Regions from separate parts of the Homo sapiens genome. Here region 1 is linked to region 2. Evidence: chromatin loops called from intact Hi-C (ENCODE). Cell type or tissue: dorsolateral prefrontal cortex. All regions are shown on one strand. Each heading gives the region's core, and the rest is flanking DNA. Links, peaks and the distances in the headings are about the cores only.

Region 1 (11,401 bases), core at 1,848-9,847, 560 kb before region 2:
ATTTTCTCTTCTTCTAGTGTGTCTATTTTATTTTGGAATCAAGGATAGATATTCTAGCCTTATAAAATGCATTCAGAGTCATATATATCTTAGTGTGGAAGGAACTCATGATATTACCTCTCCTAGAGGCATTTGCAATCAATTTATGTTAAAGCTGTTAACTGGGAGGAAAAATATTTTTATCTTTAAAGAATTTTGAAACATAAACCCAACATAGCTGTTTTCCCCCAATCCTCTGCCTGTTTTTTTTTTTTTTGGAGGGGGGTTAGGGGACTGCAAGAGGAAAGTTAGGGATAGAGAAAATGTTGGTAAAGAATGGAGGTTGTCGCCATAAGGCTCTGTCATAGCAATGAAATTATTTTGGTGATTATCTTTCACTACTTTTTGGCAGGCCTATGGTTTAATCCATTGGAATTCAGAAGATAGCAGGTTGATGGCATTGGTTAGGGAAGATATTGATCATCAGAGAAGGTGTTAAATGAACAGAGAAAAAGCCTCTTGCACCAAAGTTGAAGGTGATCTGAGGTCTAAATACTTTAGTCTGTTTATGTACCACATGTCCTTTATAAAGGCAAAAGGGTAGAACTTCTCCTTCAGGTCCCACAATTACCCCATTGGTTACATTGAGCCATTTATGACATCATTCTTCTTGTGAGTCTTTCCTTGGGGTTAGTTTTAGTCATATTTTTATCTCTATAAAACATCAGGCTGGGAGGTGGTGTGTGCCTGTAGTCTCAACTGCTAGGGAGCCTGAGGCAGGAAGACTCCTTGAGCACAGGAGTTCAAGGCCAGCCTGTGCAACATAGTGAGACCCTATCACTCTGGAAAAAAAAAAAAAATCTGCGGAGGTAGGTGTGGCTTCACATGTAATTTGACCCATGTTTCATCTCATTTCATCCTGTAAAAAATAGTTTAAAACAAATGTTAGAAACTCCTAACTTGGGGCTTCCTAAATATCTGATGTGACTGGTGATGTAATTTAAGAGAGTATGCTTACTTTTTTCTGTCCTTGTCTGTTCTTCTAATTGTATGATAATTTTAATCAACACAGCTTTTAAGCACATACTATGTACCAGATGAGATATATGTATGCATGTGAAATATATATGTGTGAAATGATAGAATCAGGTGAATGGATATGTAGAGACAATGTTCTTAAGGAGTTCGAGCTTTCCTTTTCCGTCTTTGTTCTTTATGGTCCTTTCCTTTTCTGATATGCAAGCACTTTTGTTTCTCTTTGCCTCTCTGTCAAAGCAAAGAGAGTTTTAAAAGAAATTTTGAGTTGAACGTAAGCTGCTTCCTTTCAGAAGAGTTAGTACAGCTCTCTGAACATGGACTTAGTGTTTGTTTAGAATGCAGTATTAACGAGGGCACAAGCCTTGATTTTTCTATGGACCTATTAGCTTTGCTCTTTTCCATGACCTTGAATCACTGCTGTAATAATTGATACTTGCTAAAGACCAGGTGAGAGGAGTTGGTTGATCAAAACACTAGAAAAATAGGACAAATTGCATTCTTTCCTGTTATTCTTATTTATAAAAGGCAAACCATCACTCAGGGCTTTACTTTAAAACAAAATTATTATTAAAATAAGTTGTAAAGGAATGTGGAAAAAATGAAAAGGGAATAAAAATGATTTTATTATGTTATTTATTTTTTTCCTTTCTGTATTAGTTAGGTAATTCTTAAGAATGTCTTCTCCATGTCATTTAGTTTCCTTTTTAATATCTTTGGATGCAAGATTGAGCTTTGCTGGCCTTTATTTCTTGTTCCTCGGGTGTTAGTGCTAGCTTTGGCAACCTCATTGTCAGGGCTGGCTCAAATGAAGGAATGGGTGAAGGCTCCTTTTGGAGACCCACTTCACTGGTTATTTTAATTGCTCAGAGGGATAATTGTTGAGTGGTGCTATAGGATAGTATTTCCCTTGCCACAAGGGTTAGGAATTCTGCCCGGTAATCACTCCTATTCCTGCTGGATGTGTGTCTGTGAGTGGAAAGACTGGTAACTGGCTTGAGATATATCCCTAAAGCTACATGTAGGGACTCTGTTAGATTAACTTTGGGAAACTGATGCAATCATCGTGGATACTTTCCTCATTCATCTTTTGTAGAAACAGAATATTTGCAAAGCTTAAAATTAGCTTCTTAATAATCTTATTCTAGGGCACTTTCTCATGTAGTGTCCTCAGACCAATTTTCTTTGTATGTTTTTCGCAGACAAAGCTCTTGGAGGAAGCATAGAGATGTGATAGGGCTTGGACTTCAAAAGAATTTTTAGTTTTAAACACTGCTATTGTGGCTATATCTGCTGTTGTAAAGGGGTGTGAAATACTGTTTTCTGGTATTCTGTGGAATAAAACTGTCTGTACTTTCTAAGATATAGTAATGAACAAAATTCTGAGTCTAGTAGCCATTAGATAGCTCCTCAAACTTAGCTGCTTCTGTCAGTGGAAGGGAAGCATCTGAGACAAAAAAGTTTGTAGTTTTGAAACCTTATTAAGGTATAACTGATTCACAATAATTCAGTACACAAAAATGTGAACTTGTATAGGTCACATTTTAGGATCAGCTTAATAGCTGTAATTTTTAAATTGGAAGTCAATGGAGATAAGGTGTGATGGGGTTGTTAATTATCTTTTTAAGAATTTTTCTCACTTATTAAAATAAAATGACATCAATTTTGAGTGGCTATGTAGACAGCATTAGTTAAAATGGAACAAAACAGAAGCTTCTGCTGATGAACTTTGGGAGTCATCAAATGACCTTGACCTCTTTGCTAAGACTGAATACTTTAAAGAACCCAGTTCTTCTTTATCCTTCCTTCTATTTATGACCTTTGCCATAAAACTTTTCAGTGCCCTTCCAATATTGATAGGGCATTTGTCCTCACGACTAGACTCTGAGATCAGTCATTTAGCTTACGTTGGCCAATGGGATGTTAGCTTATGTGACACAGGTAGAGGCTTGTAAAAGTACTTGTACATTTCTGTTCACACTCTTGCTGTTTTCTGTCACTATAGAAGAACAATCCTGGACTAGCCTGTTGGAGGATGAGACATATGGAGCAGAGTTGAATTATACCAGTTGTCCCAGCCAAGGCCAACCACAAGATATGTTAGTGAACTCAACTAAAACCAGAGAAATGTCCAGCTGACCTACAGATGCATAAGCTAAATACATGCTTATTGTTTTAAGCCACTAAGTTTTGGGGTGGTTAAACCTGTAGCATTCTTGTGGCTGTATATAGTTGATACAACCTCAAATAATCCTCCTTTTCAAACAAGTCCACAGGACAGATGGCACTGATGATCCTCAGTGATTTCTTGTTCCAATGACAATATTTCCTGTTGGTTTCAAGAAATTTCTAGAGCAAGCTACTCAGGAGTATTTGTGTGAGACTTAAAGTGGATTATGTTTCCTCTGTGCGGAATTCTAGAGATATTTTCTATCTAGTCCATATATTAACCTAAAGTATAGTAGTAGCCTTATGGGGCACAGAACGATTTAGTCCATAAAGAAAGATAGAGCAGAAAATACCTACAAGTAGGCAAGTAATTGAGGTAAGTTCATACAGTAGGAAATGCAAAGGACAATATACCCTTTGTCGAGAGCAATTTTGACTAAGGAGAAGTAGCAGTGGGTGGAGTCAGTAAACAGAAGGCAAAAACAACATTTAGAAAAAGGAAACTCGATTTACGTTTGAGCTGGTTAAAGACAACATGGTGTAAAAATCAGTGCTATGAACAAAGACTGAGCTTTCAAACCTTAACTCCATTTATACTCTGCAAGCTCAACTTATTAAAGAGGCAGAGGGGAGAGGGATAGGATGGGGAAGGTTGGATGAAAAGAGGCAAAGAGTTGGTTTTGTTGGGGCATGGTTCTTTAATTCATTGTGCTTTGCAGTCAAATGACTGTTGCCTTTTCTAACTTCAGACTGTATATAGTATTGCTATTTCATTTACTCTCTTTTGTAATAGAATTCTGCCTTTTAGTGGTTATATAAAAAGTAGCTGGCTGAGAGTGTTCTGGACAGAAGTAGGGCCTTACTGAACACATCCAAACAGTCACGTCCCTCCATTCATCTGAAGCTGTATTCGGAGAAGGGGTGTTAGATGGGGGACCTGTACTTGGTTAATTCATCATATTACTTGGAAAGGTCCTTATTATTGTGCACAGCAGTGTGGTCACCTGGCGGTAGGTCATTAGCATTTAGTCTTCTTTTCCTCACCACAATGTACAACATGCTAATTAGGATATTCTGAAAGCTAAGTAACCTGTTTTAAAAATCAGACATTTTAATTTGCAGCTTTAATGGCTGTTTTTATAATAACTGGCTTTATTGGGGGTAAAAGCACTTCTCATGTTCCACTAGCAAGGCAGAGTATAACAGAAGCTGACAAAATTAAAAACCTCATAATGCGACCTTTGCCTGGGATAAAAGGCTGTTTCATAACAATTTCCTTTTGTTCTTTGTTTAAGCCATTACTCTAAAAGGAGCCTCCGATTAATCTAAGTAAATGCATCATTACAGTACTAATCCGTGTCCTTCTGTCAGTGTCTGTTTTAATTAAATAAGAAATGCTAGCAGAAAGATATCACGCACAAAGCTGTGATTGGAGAAAGAAGCACTGGTTGATCAAGGAAAAGATTAAAAAGAGCTTTAGTGTTTTGTCCATTTGCATAATTCTAGATGCCACAGAGTTTCAGGTTGAAAAGAAAACTTACAAAAGAGTTTAAAACATTTCATTCTTACAGATTTAAAATAACGGGATTTACCAATGAAATTCTAATCATCCCATTTATCACATTAAACATTCCACAGCAAGGAGCAGAACGGCTTGGGGTGTGTCTTTTAAACCTTTTATGCAATATTGTCTTGTATCTCTGAAAACATACCTGTCAAATTTTCATGTGTTTCTTCTTATTTTAGGTAAAGTTGATGGTGAAACCTGGTTGTGGGCATACAATGTGATTTATTTTTCCTTTTTAAAGTATCTTGCAACTTTTAGTTTAGTTTTGCTTTTTTAAAAAATGGCTTTCTATTGATAACATGTTAAGAATTTAGGTGCTTAATTGGTTGTTAACAATAAAAGTATATTTAATAAATGCTTATGAAATGAATATTGTTACATTGATACACAGAAACTCTTCTTAGCAGTAGTGTTGCAGAATTCCCGTGGTGAGGGCTTTCTTAATATACCGGCCATTATTTGATGTAATGAAAAGAGAAAGTGTGCAACAGTGAGATTGTTAATTAATTTAGCCTAACAAGATGAAGATAAATGAAGCAAAGCACAGTTTGAATGAAGCAAGAGGTCTTATTTACAATTTAATACATTTTTATATAATGCAGATTTCACTTGGTAAAAAACAAACAGACCCTCACCCCAAATACCCACTAACAGCAAAAGTACGTCCCTTCCCCACAATTCAACACTAAAATCTTGGTTTGACTTTACAGAAAACATGTACTGTGGCCCCATATGGAAGACACTTTTACAGTGTGTAAACAGTGCTTTTCTACAGCTAAGAATCCTACACTAGTTAACCTTTAACTTCAGTATTTTGTTATTCTCAATATAGACTGGGGATGACCATAAGAATAATTATCTAGAAACCTTTGGGTTTCTTGTTCTCCAGGTTATCCTGAGACATCTTGCTTTAGTTATTTAATAATAATTTTATTTTAATTCTTTTTTTTTTAACCAAAGAAGTTCAAAAGTGGGAAAGGAAAAAACAAGCTGTGTGCCTTTTTACATGTGCTTGAATCTTTAGCAATTGTACAGAATTCTTAAATTAGCATTATTTTTTAAAGTCTCCCTTTCAGTGATTAATGAGCTTTATCCAGTATTTGACCTTTTATCATTCTTGTTTTCTGCTCAGAAGTACTTCCTTCCTTCCTACTGTAGTTAGAAAAGACTGTCTCTTATCTTATGTTACTGTAGGCAGTGGTAACAGGGCTCTCTACAAATGGTGTTATTATGGTCACTATGTTTTTATCTCAGGGGTCACGAACAAATCCATGCAACTGCTTCTAAGGATTTCAATAAATAGGACTTTTTATCCAGACAATCGCCTTTTATGTTACTTTTAAACAAAACTACTAGTCCATCAAGAGTTTCAAAAGAAAACAATTCTACAGAGTGCCGGTATGGCCGCACAGACCAATCATCATGGCACCCATTCTCCAGTCCTTTATTTTTCAAGTCCACAACAATAGGTTGTTGATTCAATGGACAAGACCAGAACAATTAAGTTCTCTGTTTAGCAGCAGTGCAGCATTTTAATGCCCTTCTCTAATAATGGTCTCATTATTGTTATTCTAAGACTGGGCCTCAGGAGGAGGAATATTTGCTGGAGGTACGTCATTATTTTGCAAATTTCGATTAGCTCATCATGTTGTCTGTAGTGTGAAAATCGTAGCTAATTAGGGCAGCCAGTTAGACTACCAGCTTTTGAGCTTATGAGTTAAAAGGTAGCATACTTGATAGGCCAGTGATGTGAAAAAGGTGGTAAAAAGGAGGATTAGAGCAGTTGCCTTAGTAACTCCAACTTCCATCTGTGAGGGAACAATGGACTTGTGTTTCTCCCCCACCTTGGTGTAAAAATTGGTTTTGTTTTGAAAGGACAGGGTTCTTTTTATGACAATCTGGAATTCAGCCCAACTGAGTGTAGTTTTAGTTGTTAGGAGAGACCATTGGGGATAGGAAAGATGAAAGGTCATGGTGAGCTTCAAGGACATGAAAGGTTGTTGTCTCATGTAACAATAGTAGATTGTTTTTTTTCCTAATATTTCTAGCCAGCCCCTAAGTCAGGTGATGGAACAAATACCTACAGTTTAGTCAGGTGAAACAGGAGTGGGTGGAGGAAGGAAAGAAGAAAAATGGGGTAAGAGAGTTTGTATTTTGTTAAAAAAAATGAAAGGGTAACTTCAGTCTGCTTTCATTAAACAAAGCGATATTTCTTTGTCACCATCTCTGAGATTCCAGTGTGCTTTGGGTGGTTTGCTTCTGTGGGCCATCAAATCTCTGGGAAGCTCTCTAATGTGTTAGGAAATGTGATTTAAGCCTTCTTCCTGAACTCCCAGAAGGACCAATGATGTGATACTTAACAATAAATTTAGTTGTTTTAGCTTTCTCACGTTATTGGTGTTCTTAAAAGGTTTTCCTTCAAATGCACACTGAATAAAATGAATGATAAATATGAAAGAAATTTGTTTCACCACTCTACGGGATTTTATCATAAATTCTATGAGTTCCATCACTGAAAGTTTACAGGAAACTGTTTAGATGTTGCTGCAATAGTGACACAAATTTTTCTCCATGTACATAAGAAAATGTCACAAATTTAAGAGCTACTGTGGGTTTGTATACAGAGGAGGCAATAGAAAAAGAGTGAATACAGTGTTTTTTTTGTTTTGTTTTTGTTTTGTTTTCCCTCAAAACCAAATCACCCTTTCTGGGTTTAAAATACTTTATTTCAGCAAAATGAGTGACTTGTATTTTCCTTCCATATCAATATTAAAACATTTAGGGTTGTTGTTGGTGGTGATGTGTGTATGTATGCTTTAAGAACTAGAGAGTATATAGGAACAAGTGTACTTTTTCTTTTTTAAGCAAAAACATCATCTCTTGATGATTTGAGAAACCTTCATATTTATTCTTCTCTATAGTCCCAAACAACCTTTATGTGACTGAAGCTGGACTTGGTCCAGGGGGTTGGGGAGATTTTCAAATTCTCTTTTAATCCTTGGTCTTTGTTTTCTTGTTCTAGCCAACCACCCTATTGCTGTATCCTTTATTCTTTTGAGAAGCCGTGTTCCTTTGATTTATTATAGATACCTCATAGACTTAAAGTAATATAATGAAACTTTAGAGCTTAATGACTTTTGAGTTCTCCTAGTCCAAATCTTATATTTGAAAAATTTAAAAAGCGAGACTGGAAAGTTGAAATGACTTGCCCAAGACAACTTGACTAATTAGAGGTAGACCACTGCCATTTGCTACATGGTTTAAATATAAATACTGAAATCAAAAGAAGACTGGAAAAGCATTATAAAAAAACATGTCTAACTTGTTTACTGGTCATTTTAGTGATTGAGGAGAGATGGAATAAAGCTAACACCTGGTAGTCGTGGTAGGGTCTGGGATTCACATAAGATTTTTTTTGGTAACTATTAACGCTCCATTTTAAATAAATGGAGATTTTTTTCCCTGTCAAAAACAAACAACAAACAGCAGCAACAACAACAAACTCCAGCAGAACTGGGAAGGTACTAGCATAGGATCCAGAATCTGCAAACCTTTCTTGGTCCAGGCACTGTGTGAGATACTTTCATATGCGTTGTTATAATTTACAATTTAAACACTATTTCTAGTGTAGTAAGTTAGTTAACTGTTCTTTTTCCTAGTTTTTGTATTTGTAGAAAGGGATCCAATGTTATTCAATTTCATTAGGTGTTATGAGACATAAAAATTGGTATATAATTGAAAAATGCAATACACATTTGGCAGAATATTGTAAGACTGCAAATTTGTGCTTTATGCAAACACAGATATCACAAAACAAATATGGACTATAATGTTTAGATCAATATAAAGGCCATGGTTTGTTTTTGGCACCATTCAGAAAGTATTTAGAAATTTGGGACTATGTTTAATCATAAAGGAGGAAATAAAATAACTTATAATTTTACCTTATTATTTCATAATGAAATTTACTTCCTAGTAATATTCTGGTATATTTCATACAAGTCTTTTATCTACGTATGTATGAGAAGAAAGAACATGTCTAGCTTGTTTACTGCCCTCTCTCTGGGGCCCAGAATAGTGCCTGGCTCATAGAAGGTACTCAAAAAATAGTTGTTGAGCAAATGAAAAAAATTTTCTGCAAGATTGGATCATATTATGTATACATTTTTGTATCTAAAAACTCACTTTATTGATTTTTTTATGTTAATAGTCTTGGAGAACATTTTTAATCACTACATCATATACCATCATATGGATGTACCACAATTTGTTTTACCATTACATCAGTGACTTATAGCTTTTCGCTATTATAGTACAAAAGTATATTTATAAGAATATCTTGTTTATTATTAAAGTGGTAAAAATGTTAACATGGGTGAAAAATAACTCCCATGATTGTAGTATAAGGATCTCACCAAACTTCATCACCTCCTTCAAGTTTTTGCTTAAATGTCTTCTTAGTGAGATCTACCTTGAACATCCTATTTAAAATTGCAACCTGCTAAACATTCCTGTTCTCTCTAATGCTGTTCTATTTGTTTCCAGAAACTTTTTCAATATTGAACATACTATATAATTTGTATATCTTTTAAATGTATTGGCTTTCTTTCCAACTGGAATATAAGGTCTATGATGGCAGGTAATTTTTGACTGTTTTTGTTCCTCATATTCGCCAGTGTCTTGAACAATGCCTAGACCATTAAACATGTTCAACAATATTTATTGAATGGTTTATTGAAACTTTAAAAAATGGAACTTTTTAAAAATTCGACATTCTTCAGTTTCAATGGAACTGAAACTGTCTTTTTTTAAGTTAAGAATCCTTTTTTCTTCACGTGGGCAACTCTCATCAACCAATTTTTGCACTGGCTAAAACTTCCATTTTCTCCCTTTGAACATGTACATGTTAGCCAGTTAAATCAAATCATGGCACTTGATTGAATCTTAGGGCAATGTTGGATAAAGTCAAATGTCATGTAACAAATACCCCAAGCTTTTACTTCTTCAAGTCAGTCTGAACTCTGTCTTTAGGTAGATGGTTTTGGATGAGAAATGTCACCAGTATCACTCCTTATCCCTTTCCTCATCTGGAAGTCCTTCTGTTAAGAACCTTAAGGCTTAAGTATGAACTGGGCAAACTCAGGTTAATCTGATTATTTATCTATACTTTGGGATGATTTTGCCTTAGTCTTCCCCCAACTAATATTGGTCATGTTCTTAAAATTTCCTTAGGAGAGACATTTTACAAACTTCCATTTACTTTTTCACTGTATATGGCTTATATTTTCCTTTAAAAATAATGTAGTACTCAGGAGGCTGAGGTGAGAGGATCACTTGAGTTTAGGCGTTCAAGGTTGCAAATGAGCTATGATAGTGCCACTGCACTCCAACTTGGTCAATAGAGTGAGACCCAGTTTCTTAAAATAAAATAAAATAAAATAAAATAAAAATAATATAAAACAATAAAAATATTACTGCTTTAAGTTATCTATGGATGTTAATTATAATCTTTTATACAGTAGCAATTTATATAGCTACAGTAATCCCTTATGTTTATATGGTATTTATAGTTTCAAAGCTTTTTAATAAACATGATCCTGTTTAATTATAAAAATAACCCTATGAGACACACAGACCTGGTTTATTATATTCATTTTACAGATGAGGAACTGAAGCACAGAAAAGTTAAGAGATTTAGTCTAGATCGTAAATCTAGGAAGTGGTAGAGAGGCCAAGAAAAATCTGTTTTCTGAGTTCTACTAGTTCAGTAATGTCTTTTCTTTGTTTTAGTCACTTTAACCTTCTCTCATAATCATCTTTTGAATCATCATCTTTTTGTTGACCTTTCTTAAAAGATTCTATGAAAATAAAAATAAATGATTAGAATTTCAATTTAAAAAAAATATTATTTTACTTGGTCTACTAGTCATTCCAGTTCTCAAGGGTTTTCCTTTAGGTTTTTATGGTTTTTTTTTTTCCATAGCCTTTATCTTTTCCTTAATTCTGGTTATGAACATGGCCTTTTGTAGCAATTTGTGAAACCACTGGCTGCCATGTCTGCCTTTTGACCTTATAGAAGAAATACATAAAACAGGATATTAAAGAGTTTCATAAAGCAGAGAAAGGAAAAAAAAATCTAGGGTAAGTGGTACTTAGAGGCATAGGCAGCTAGACCTCAATAAGACCCATAGACAACAAGTGGAGTTAAAGAACAGATTCTAGTTTTTTTTCTATAATGGAGTATAGTTATTGATGTCAATTGTCCAACCGTTTAGCTAATACATTGTGTCTGCTATGTTAACTTTCTCCCAAGACTGTTCCTATCCTAGTAGACCCTTACTACTCTGCCCCACACCCGGTACGATGAATAGGACTTGCTTATTCACATCCAGGAATATGAAATGTATAACTAGCTAAAAGGCCAGGGAATGGTTATGGTTTTAGATGGACTACTGCACTCAGCTACAGAAAAACAAGGTGGAATCTTAGCTATTGGAATGAAGACAAAAGGTCAAGGTCAAACTCGCAATAAGGTACATACTTTTATTCTGAATTCTAAGGGATTGCGTTGGAGTCCTTCTTAGGTAAGCTTAAGCTGATCCTAGAGCAGTGGCTCTCTAACTTTTAAGGTATGTAAGAATCACTTGGGTG
Region 2 (11,401 bases), core at 1,144-9,143:
AGGGTTCTTAGCCTTCAGACTTAAAGGACTTTAAATCCTTTTTATCAGTAAGATTAAAAAAAAAGAAACATAGCAATATAAAACAAAAGCCAAAATGTCAGGCCACCTTCATAAACTGTTAATGAAAGTATAAATTTGCACATGATGAAATGTGCAAATACATTTCAAATACATTTCACATTTGCCACAATGTGGCAAAACACATCAATGATCTTAAACATTTGACCCAGCAATTTCCCTTCCAAAAATTTATCTTAAGAGAATGATTAGATAAATAGGCAAAGGCATTTGTGCAAAGGATGATCATCACAACGTTATTCATGACAATTTTAAAAATTGAAATGAAGCTAAATGTTTGAAGAGAGAATAGGTTAAATAAATGATGGTATCTATCCATTCAAAGAACATGTAACAGGATTAATAAGGATGATATAGACATAGATTTGCTGACATCAAAAATACATTCTTGACTGTTGTTAAGTGAGAAAGAAGGTTACCAATATGTATAAAAATATTATCATATTTGGTACAGATATAACCCTCTTCTTCTATGTATCAAAATGCCTGACAAGCTATTCATCTAAAAAATAATCATACATGTATACATATTATGTACATATAATTTTTTAAAAATAAATATACATTTATATATCCAAATATAGAAACTTAAATGCATCAACAATTTATTTTGTATGTATCAAATATTACATTTAAAAAAACCGTGAAGACATGCCTGTAAGTCACAGGACAATTTTTTTTTTCTTTTTCTCACCTGAGTCGCTGATTGGCCCATTTGTTTGCAAGGAAGAGTATGGCCTTCAGAACCACGCTGATCTGGGTTGAAATCTCAATTATTTTGATATACCAACAGAAATATTATAGGCACTTCTCTTAACCTCCCTAAGACTCAGTGTCCTCACCTGCAAAATGACAAAGTATTCACCTTATGTAGTTATTATGTAGACTCCAGTAAAATGATAAACCACTACTCGGTGATTGGCACACAGAACAGTCCCAATAAATTGCAATAAATATTAATATTCTTCTTCTTCTTTAATATTCAGCTCAAATACCTCTCTGGATGTTGTACCAACTATCCCCAGACAGTGGGTTCTTTAATGACAGAGTTTTCTCATAGCTTTTTTTTTTTTTGAGACAATGTCTCACTCTGTTGCCCAGGCTGGAGTGCAGTGGCATGATCTCGGCTCACTGCAACCTCTGCCCTCTGAGTTCAAGCGATTCTCCTGCATCAGCCTCCTGAGTAGGTGGGATTACAGGCGCCTGCCACCACGCCCAGCTAATTTTTTTTTTTTTTTGTATTTTTAGTAGAGACAGGGTGTCACCATCTTGGCCAGGCTGGTCTTGAATTCCTGACCTCGTGATCCACTCGCCTCGGCCTCCCAAAGTGTTGGGATTACAGGCGTGAGCCACTGCGCCCAGCCTCTCATAGCTTTTTATGGATATCTGTTACTTCTCACTCTGTTTTTACCCATTAGATGTGAGTTCCCAGAAGCCAGGGATCAGGCTTACCCATCTCTGTGTCCTAAGTACCTACCTCAGTGTGTTGCACATAGTAGGCTTATGCTAAACGTTGAATGAATAAAAAAAAATAAATAACAATTATGATCCATGACAAAAATGTTTAAAAAAGTAAACATTTCCTTAAGGGAATAACTGGTGACATACTCACCATGGTGCTTTTTAAGAAAATTACCTGCACATTATTTTGCAATCTCATTTTATAAAGAAGATAGTGTGTTATAACAACAGCAGTAACAAATATTTATTGAGCACTTACTATAATTACACTTAATCCTCTCAAAAGACAGTTGATGAGGAAAGTCACTTGTCTCCAGTATCTAAAAATGGCAGAGCCAGAATTTGAACTCCGGTCTTTCTGACAGATCCAGGACCCTATGCTTTTAACCGGGAACCCTCTCCAGGATGGCATTTTAAGGACTTCATTGGGAAGCGTGATGAAAGCTCTGTAGCAGCTAAACCACTGGGCCTCAATAGCACTCTAGAGAAGCCTATGGTAGAGGCGGGTGGTTTTGAGATGGGAGGCAAGAAGAATGGAATTGAGGAGGGAGATGATAGAGAGAAACAAGAGGGGTGCTAGACAGAGTGAACAAAACCTCCATTGACCACCTGGGTCTGCCATTTGGGGATGGGGGCAACATTTTTACACTTTAGGCAAGATTGTGAAGCAGTTGCTATTTGTAGCACAATCGGGGCAATGGGGAAGACTCTGTGTTCCTATACTCTATCTGGAACATGTGGTGGAACCCAGAATGATACCTAATTTGCGAATTAATTTAAATGTAATACTTTTGGTGGTATGCAAATGAGATTTTAGTTTGTTTTGCAGTGTAAAAAGATCAACATTTATTGAAATAATATCATTGATTTATTGTATTGCATTAAATCAATTCGACTGTCCAGGAAAATCTTGGCAGTAGGAAGGTCTTTCACCTCCCTCCCCATAAGCCCTCACCTCCCCCCAGCCCTCACCCCCAGGCCTTCTCTTGGTGTTCTATTTCTGCTAATCCTTGCTAAGAAGTAACTGGTGAGCAAGAGGTTAGCTGATGGGGTCTCAAGGTGTGACCTTTCCCAGGAGTATTTGCATGTTAATAGAAGATACTGGGAACCAGGAGCAGCCTCCAGGTCTCAAATGAAAGAAGTCCTGAAGGTGGATGGGAGGGGTAGGCATGGCCCCCAGGGGCCCTGCTATGTAGGCCTCCTTGATTCTGCCTGTGTGGATGGCTGCTGGTCTGGGCTTCTCTCCAGCTGCTTTTACAAAGAAGTGGTTTGGAGAAGAACAAAGCAATTGTATTTATCCCCAGGCAGGGACTCCATTGCCAGGGCCCTGTGTGCAATGCCCAGCTCAGAGCCTGGACCCAGCAGGTCTTGCTAAATGGTTATTCGTCAAATGAATGAAGAAAGTCCTTCCTCTCTGCCCTCTACCACTCTCCCCTGACACCTTTAGCCCTTTGGTCCGTGAGCCCTTGAAGCCCAGGAGACCAGGCCCAAGATATGGGCAACTTCTTCCTAATGATAAGAACATCGCCAAAAAGAAATTTCTACCATTTACATTTTATTATTTTTCCTCCTTATAACCAGAAAACCTCAAAACTTGTGCTGAATTGCATGACCTCACTGACCATGTTTCATGTTCCTTGTTGAACTGTGGTTAAGGCAATCTCCTTCTTAGCTACAGTGAAACTGCAGAAAATAAAATCCCTTCGTAGACATGTGCTCTTGCACACGCACATTTCAGGATTCTAAGGAAGAAAAGAGGGCGGGGGCCCGGGTGGGAGCAATAAGGACAAGACTACTTTTCTGTTTGGCTGAATTCATCAAAAATGTCTAAACCCCATACCGAACATTCATCACTAATTAAATCCTAGCACCATAATTCAGAGAAAACAATTACAGCATTTAGAATTTTTAAAGGAACTATTATTGCTGCCTTGGCCCTTTTAAAAATTATGCTCCCCAAAGGACAAAATGTGATCCATTAATATGTATGTATTATTACTTTTTTTGTAACGGGAAGACTGCTGATGCCTGTGAATATGGAAGCATTTATCGGTTGCCGACAGCCGCTTAGTTGACTTGCAGTTTTAAGTGCAGTATTTTCTAGAATCTAAAAGGCTATAACATTAATTACCTTTTTGCCTTCAGCTGGTGGCCTGCTAGTTTCTGTCCTGTGTTCTCTGTCTTGGTCACACTGGAAACTGGTTAGTGAGTGAAGGGGTTGGTCAGACCTAGGAGGGGTCAAAACCATTATTGAAAAGATCACACAATAATTCATTCCGTTTAGGGCAATTTCTCCCACTTACCTTTGGTGCCCAGGAATAAGTCCTTGATTTTCATTTTTCAGTTGAGGCCCCCTTGTGTGCTGTGTCCTGTGTTAGTTGCTGAGTGCAAGGCATCCTAAATTTCAAAGTCAAATCTGTGCCTCCTCCACATTGAGTGTCCCCAGCTAAACGGGGTTCTGATTTGTTTTCCTCTTCCATTTTATCCTTCTGATCCACAGGCTTCTTTGTCTTGACAAAGTAACTGAGAGATGAGTTATCTGAATCTGGCACCAAGGACCACAACTGGCCTTTATACATTAAGATATATTGTGTGCTTGACCCGTGTGTGTGTGTGTGTGTGATATGCATGCATGTGTGTGTGCTTGAGTGTGTGCACACACATAGGTGTGTGCCTGTCTGTGTGTGTATACATATATAAAAGCACAACTCAGAAATTTCTATTCTGCTTTCTGATCAGTCTATTGTCACATGCATTTGGCATTCATTATCCATGAGCCTCCGGCGCCTCTGGTCCTGTGCCCTGGCTAACAGTGATTTGGTTTATAGAGATCATATGGCAAGGAAACAGACCTTGAAAGACAGAGCTCTGAGAAGCACATTTGATGAATTTCCTATGATTTGAGTCTGGGTTTATTCTTCCCTGTGGCGGGGCAGGCACCCCAGAGCACACACAGCCGGGCCCAGCCGAGAAGTGGAGGCTATGACAATAAGCACACTGTTTTTTTCTTCACACGTCTCGGGTTGCATTTCCTATCTGGGAAAAAAGAAAAGGGAGCCTTGTAAAGGATCCAGAATCTGGGCAGGAAACCACACAGAGTGAAGGTTGCCATTGTCATTAGCAATTAATGTAACCACCAGGGCTGGAAGGAGAGAGCTCTGCCAAAAAAGTGGGTGAGGGGAGGGGGGCATGGGCTGCTGGCGGGGGTTGGGACTGCTCGCCCTTCCTTCACCAGCCATGGTTGTTAGGAGAGCAGGACACCTCCCGAGGCACTCCAGAGAGAGACCAGTACTGGTTTTTTATTTTAAAACAAGGTGCCCAGGACTTGATAAGTTATTAAATGTCTCTGCCACCCATTTTCACATTCTATGGCTCCATGTCCAATTCCTTAGTCCCCTTGGGAAGTGATTTTTTCTAAGTGAGTCTGTTGAGATTCATTGATTTAACAGTACTGTATTTATTGAGTGCCTTTTATGTGCCAACTGCTTGGGGTGCTAGGCATAATGTTAATGCTAATATAGACCATATGTCCTGTGTGTGTGTACCAGGCATGGGGTTATGTGCCTTTCATTCATTACCTCATTTAGGAATCATTACAAGTCTATGAACTGGGTTTTCCTTTTACCCCATTTTATAGATGTCGCAGTTGAGACCCAGGGAGCTTAACTAATTATGCTTCAGGTCTTAAAACCAATACAAGGGCTAGCTGGGATTTGAACCCCAACAATTTGAAGAGACGTACGTCTCTTTGAATGTATGCTTCTCGCCCTAGCTTATGCCCTCAAGAAACCCACAGTCTAGGGAGGATTTAGGCAAGTCAATCAGTGATTAAATGCCGCGATGATGTAGGCTATGATGAGAGTAAGCGTAGGGCCTCTGGAAGTCCAGAGAAGAGACACCTAGTCTAGCCTGAGGAGGTACTCATAGAAGGCTTCCTGGAGGAGGTGAGTCTGATGTTCCTCTTGTCCTCACTCATGTCTCAGTGGTATATGAGTTTATTTTGGCCAAATGAATCAGTCTGGAAGGAAACATTAATATCTTAGTCTGTCTGCACCACTCACTATATAAGTGTGGGTGTGTTCCACAGATCTGTCCAGAAAGATTTGCTTCTTATGTCATACTAAATGAAGTCCCAACTGGGTTGAGAAGAGCTGGGACTGCCAGCATTTCTTTTATACTTTAGATGAATTCAAATCCCTCTCTTGTTCCTCCTTCCCCCTCCCTGCTTTGTCTCTCTTCTTCTTCATCTCTCCCCTCTCCACCCCCAAACTCTTTCTCTTTCTTTCTGGTAGTTTTAAAAATGCCACTTTTTATTAATGTGACCAAAATGTCATCAAGTAGTTTAATGCTCTTTAATGTCCTTGTATCGTTTACGTTTTGCGAACAGTGTGGAAATGAATCCCATCTGTGGATTCAAGAACATCAAAAAAGTTGGACAGGCTATTTAGACGTGCTACTTCACATTGCATTAGTATGTACAATGTCAGGGTGCTGAGCCAAGCATAGTCTGTCCAGGCCTCTGCCCAACCCTTCCCCAGGCCTGGGAGTGACAGATCACTTACCTCGGGAGCTCAGAGTCAACTATGGATACCGGGATCTGGAAGCCTGCCCAGAGGCCCCAGGAAAAGTGTGAAGCCTAAATAAAAAATTAGAAATGATTCAGGAAAATCTCTCTCTCTGTTTTTGGTGCAAACATGCCCCAACAATGACTTTTTTATCACTTGGGTGAGAGGCTGGTTATATTGCTGTCTAACTTCTTCTAAAATAATAGCCAGCCTACCTCTGTCTGTCTGTCTGTCTTCCTCTCTCTCTGTCCCCTCCCCACCACATTACCCAGGAACAGAAGCTCCGGGGTTAAAATTAGTTGCCAATTTGTAAGGAGGCAGCTATAAGCCAAAAATCACTGGAGAATATCAAGTTCGGGGCCAGCAGAGCTCATAAAAGAGGTGCTCTCCGAAGAATCCTGAGAAGGTCTCAAAATCCAAATCAGCAGAGCGGTGATCTCAGGATGACCCTTTTGCTGTGGCATCCTGGTGAAGGGTGCTGACACTGGAGTCACCCTACCTGCGTTTGAATTCTGGATCCTCCACTTCCTAGAAGTATGGTCTTGAGCAACATCAAACCCCTGTGCCTCACTTTTCTTACCTGCAACATGGGGATACTAATTCTATCAACCTAATTAAATGAACTACTGAATGTGAAGTGTGTAGACTCATGTTCAGCCATCGTAAGTACTCAATAAATGCTAAGGGTGAGCTATTATTGGGCTTACTTTGTTGCCCTGCTTTTGCCACCCAGCCCAACCTACACTGTGCCTCTTTGGGTTAAGGCTTCCAGGTGGTCAGCCCCTTCTCCCCACTCAGCTGAGCTCTCAGCCTGAGCGCTTACCTTACAAGGACCCACAAGGACGGAGGCCAAAAGGAGGGGCAGGGGACTTTGACTCCCAAATATCCTGGCTTTTGTCCAGGTCTTGGGAAACCCCTTATTCTAATGCATTCCCTGGAAAGAAAGAGGTTACTTATTGTTTCAGACAAAACAAAACAAAACAAAACAAAACACCAAAAAAAAAAAAAACAAAAAAAACAACAACAAAAACTTCTATCCTTCCCCTGACATGGGGAACTGCAAGAGTGGATTTTTAATTGTTAATCATTACAGTTGAATGAACAATAATCCATCTCTATGAAGGCCCTCATTCCCTTGCCAACCCCATCACCCCTGTTTTGTACTTGTTCATATGAATATCCTTTAATTCTAAATATAAATATAAGCAAATAACTTCTAATTGTTATTTCACAATTTCAAAGACAAGGTCATTCTGTTTTAACTCTTAAATTAAACAAACAAACAAAAACATTCGGTTAATGCAATTACCAGAAGGATGATTCGTTTCTAAGTTCTTTGTGGGGTATGGAGAGGACCTATTGGCTATTTATGCTCAGACAATTGGGAGAACACCAATGGGGAGTTATATCTGGAGCTCCCTGGAGACTTGTAAGTGCAGCTAATAACGCAGCCACTGCACTGAGCCTTTATACCCAGGCTGGCGGGAAGGACACTGGATTTTAGACTGGCAGATGTGCCTCTAATATTTGACTGGGTTAAATGCTGGAGCCTTCCTCAACCCCTTTACTTTCCATTTTAACTCTCCTAACACTGTGGTTGGCTGGTGGTACAGTTATGATGGCTAAGAGCATAGACTCAGGAGCCAAACTACATGGGTTTAAATCCTGGCTCTGTCAATTGCTTACCCTGGATAAGTCACCCAACTTCCAAGGCTCATAATAGTATCCGTCTCAAAGGATTATTGTAAGCATGAATTGAGTTAATATGTGTTAGGCACCCAGTCTAGTGTCTGACACATAGCAAATGCTCTCGGTAAATATATCAGCTATTATTATCTCTTCAATTATTTAATCTCTCTCTTTAGTACTACAGTCACTGAGAGTTCTCTGAGGCAAGGACCTGTTTCTACTGCCATAGCCCACCACTGAGCACAGCGCCTGGCACCTGGAAGAATCTCATTACTGTTTGTTGAATTGTATTGAAGTGATGCTAAAAAAAATGCGGGGCGGGGTGGGGGGGATGTAAAATTGTGTTGTAAACCACCATGCAAGAAATTTTTATTATTAGCTCTGGAAAGAGTTTATTGGATAAAATATCTCCAGGGCTCTCAGAATCGCTGCTGTTGTTGAATGTAACAAAATTTTGATCAACAGTTGACTAGTCTGTTTCTAAATCACCCCTGTTGTCAGTCTTCTCTGTGTTTAGTTCTTTTCTTCTTGGTTTGTGCTGAGTGGTTTGCTAATCTATTCAACTGAACAATTTTTACTTAGTGTCCCTTACAGGGCAACTCCAGGTTAAGAGAGACTGCAGAAGGTAGCAGAGTGAGACTCATTCTCTGCCTTTTGCAGCCTTATAGTCTAGTAGGGGAAGCAGATATATGAACCTTGATTCAGCGTGGTCCTTCCTTAGGATTTTACATATGTGGCTGAGAGATACAAGTGAATGTAAACCCGGCCACCTCTGGAGGCTGTGCCCAGTCTCTCCATGCTGCCTGCAGGAAGATCATCTGATATAGCAGAGGATGAGGCCAACCCACAGAGTGAAATAGAAGGGGAGAGAGACAGAGCTTTGCGGGTTCGTTATTGCAGCAAAGCTAGCCTCTCTTAACTAATATAAGCTCCATCTTCCCTAAAATTCTTCATAATGCCACATGCCATCGCCTGAAATTCCCACCCTTTGGAATGCTTGGGAAATGAGTTAAGGGATTCCAAACCCAAGGAATCTGCAGGAATCTTAAGCAGGGCTCTGTTTGTATCTCTCTTGTTGTTGACATCCTGGTCCCTAATGAGGTCATTTGAACATCTGTACCATATCTGCCAAAAGCCAGTTAACTGGAAATGACATTAGCCACTGTTAGCAGAGTGTCTTTTCCCCTTTCTCCCTTGGATCTGTGCTTTGGGGACACATCGACATAGCTCAGAGGTTCTTAGGGCTCATACATCAAAGGGAGGGATATAGTCACCAGCAGGCCCCTGTCAAAACATTCGACATTTTAGCTTGCTGCCTCCCAACCTTTACGACACTGAACACCCCTTTTCATTAAAAATAAAAGATTTTTGAAAGATCAAGTCTTCAAACATAAAGCACTGATTAAGTCATAATATACCTATTTACCCATTTCCTATTAATCAACCTTCATATATGATACTGATCAGACAACACTAGCAATGGGAAATTGATATCATTTCAGAGCAAAGAAATTTCTGTTAGACTAGATGGTCTAAACTATGGTAAGAGAATGGTTTCCTTTAGTCTTTTATTTTATGCTTGATTTGTTTTCAAAAATTAACAATTATTGTTAGACTTTTTACATGAATAAAATAGCCCAGGGATTTCTGCATTTGAACATGTTAAAAATCTGAAATCTAAAACTGCCTTATATTCTACCATTATTGTTCATTATTGTTCATTTTAGTTAATTAGTGCCTTTAGCTAACTGGGCACAGGGGCCTGAGGTACAAGACAGTTTGAACACTCACTGTGTGCCAAGTCTGGGCCAGGAGCTTTATGGTCTTAATGTCTTTTATTCATCCCAAGCCCTGTTGTAGATACAGCAGGACCCAGCAGGACTGAGCTTTGAGATTCTTATGGTAGCTCTTAACTCCTGGGAATGAGGTGCCAAGGGAAGCTAAGAGCCGTCGAAACAACCATGCTCGCCTCAAGAAGAGCATAGTTCCCACCTTGACCAGAGTTTATACTCAGACGGAGCCAGGGAGTAGCTGCTCTGAAAGGAAAGGCCTGGTCTCCTTTTCTAGACTGTGTGTGTGTGTGTATGTGTGTGTGTGCATGTGTTTGCATTGAGGGGTTGGCTTCCTCCTAACTACTGCTTTCCTAGAGGTTTTCATTATTTCCATCAACACAAGTAACTAGGAAACTATGCTGTGACTTAATGGAAATTAATGTTGGGAAGGACCATAAATCATCACTTCAGAGATGAGGAAACTGCAACACAGAGGAACCTTGAACTGCTAGAGATTGCACATCAAGTAGGGGAAAGTCAACATTTCTCTCAGAGCTTCTGGTTCCAAAGTCCATGTTCTTACAATTTCATAGAACAGAAGGGCTAGCTGGGCTCATAAAAACAATATAGTCCAATTTCCTCATTGTGCAGGTGGGGACACTGAGACTCAGAGAGGGGGTGTTTTTGCCTAGGTTTATGATTAATTAGTAAAAAATATCAGGGATTAAAGCCAGGTCTCCTAACTTAGACTTCACTGTACCTTTAAGATTTGAATGACCACTGGAAATAAATGGATACTTAGAGATCCATCCATCCGTCCATCCATCCATCCATCCATTCATCCATCCATCCATCTAAACATCCAAGCAATCTTAAATCCTCATTAGAAATGAGGACATCTTACCCAGAGGCCTCCTACAGCCATATCCCTTTGGCTAGAATTGCCCCCCCATACTGAAGCCTAAGCCATTCATTGGTGGAGGCATGGGACTTACCTCTCTCCCAATCTTCACACTCCTTTCTCCCACTGCTGCCTATCTAACATCTCCAACTGCATGTCTATCAGGCACCTCAAACTGAGTACCCATCAGTCCCAGCCCTAGATCCCGTCCCAGCCAGAAGTGCTCCTCCTGCAGTGCTCTTTATCTCAGTTAACAGCACTTGTATTTACTTGGTAGTGCTATCTCAAAACTTTGATGTTATCCTTCACTCTTTTGTTTCTCACTCTAGCCACCAAATTCATCAGCAGATCCTTTTGCTTCAAACTTCAAAATCGTTCCCAATTCCAATCAGTTATCACTACTTCTCCAGCTACCACCTGGTACTCCACGTAGCCTGGTCACCTGCTTCTGTTCTTGCCTTGCCTTAGTCTGCTTTCTGCACAGTGACCATGGGAATCTTCTGAAATTACAAATTGTGGAAGAGCCCCCAGTGATTTCCCATCATTTAGAGCAAAATCCAAAGCCATTTCTATGACCCAGCCTCTGTTTGTAACATTCCAGCCACATTGGCTTTCTGGCTGCTCCTCAACGTGCAGGTTTATTCTTACCCTGAGGCCTTTGCACCTGCTGTTGCCCTTGACTGGAACATTTTTCCCCTGCAGAGTCACAGGCTGGTGCCCTCCCTTCATTCATGTCTCAGCTCAAATATCACCTCCCCTCATCCCCTTATCTAAAACAGCAAGCCTATTTTTCTCTATACCTTTACCTGGCATTATTTCTCTTCATGACATTTATTGTTTGGTCTGACATTGCAAAGTTATTATATAATATATAACTGTGTGTTTATTAAGGCTTCATGAAGACAAAGACTTTTTTTAATGACTTTATCTTTAGT

What was found. Hi-C counts contacts between places; a loop is a spot of excess contacts. Peaks named below come from ENCODE experiments on the same cell type or tissue, not always from the same donor. Only the 100,000 strongest peaks of a DNase experiment are listed, where the experiment ranks them.
Region 1: it touches region 2 in a loop (7-fold over the local background); 2 of 110 quality-filtered maps call a loop at or near these places.

The regions. Positions count from the first base shown.
Region 1 is chr11:16,398,145-16,409,545 of GRCh38, reverse strand. It overlaps a transcript of SOX6 not described here. Among named protein-coding and RNA genes, the nearest start is that of SOX6, 47 kb to the right of the region's middle. RefSeq lists enhancers at 5,762-6,346, 6,347-6,932, 5,055-7,823. In dorsolateral prefrontal cortex, for the core only: no CTCF peak of the experiment used is centred there; a DNase peak (open chromatin) is centred at 6,167; H3K4me3 peaks cover 2,129 bases; H3K27ac peaks cover 994 bases.
Region 2 is chr11:15,836,753-15,848,153 of GRCh38, reverse strand. LOC107984370 (a long non-coding RNA gene) reads right to left here and starts at 4,409. Exons shown (of 4, transcript XR_001748058.2): 1 at 3,843-4,409; 2 at 3,671-3,767; 3 at 773-920. In dorsolateral prefrontal cortex, for the core only: CTCF peaks have their summits at 4,193, 4,452 and 4,657; DNase peaks (open chromatin) are centred at 2,803 and 4,603; H3K4me3 peaks cover 801 bases; H3K27ac peaks cover 2,237 bases.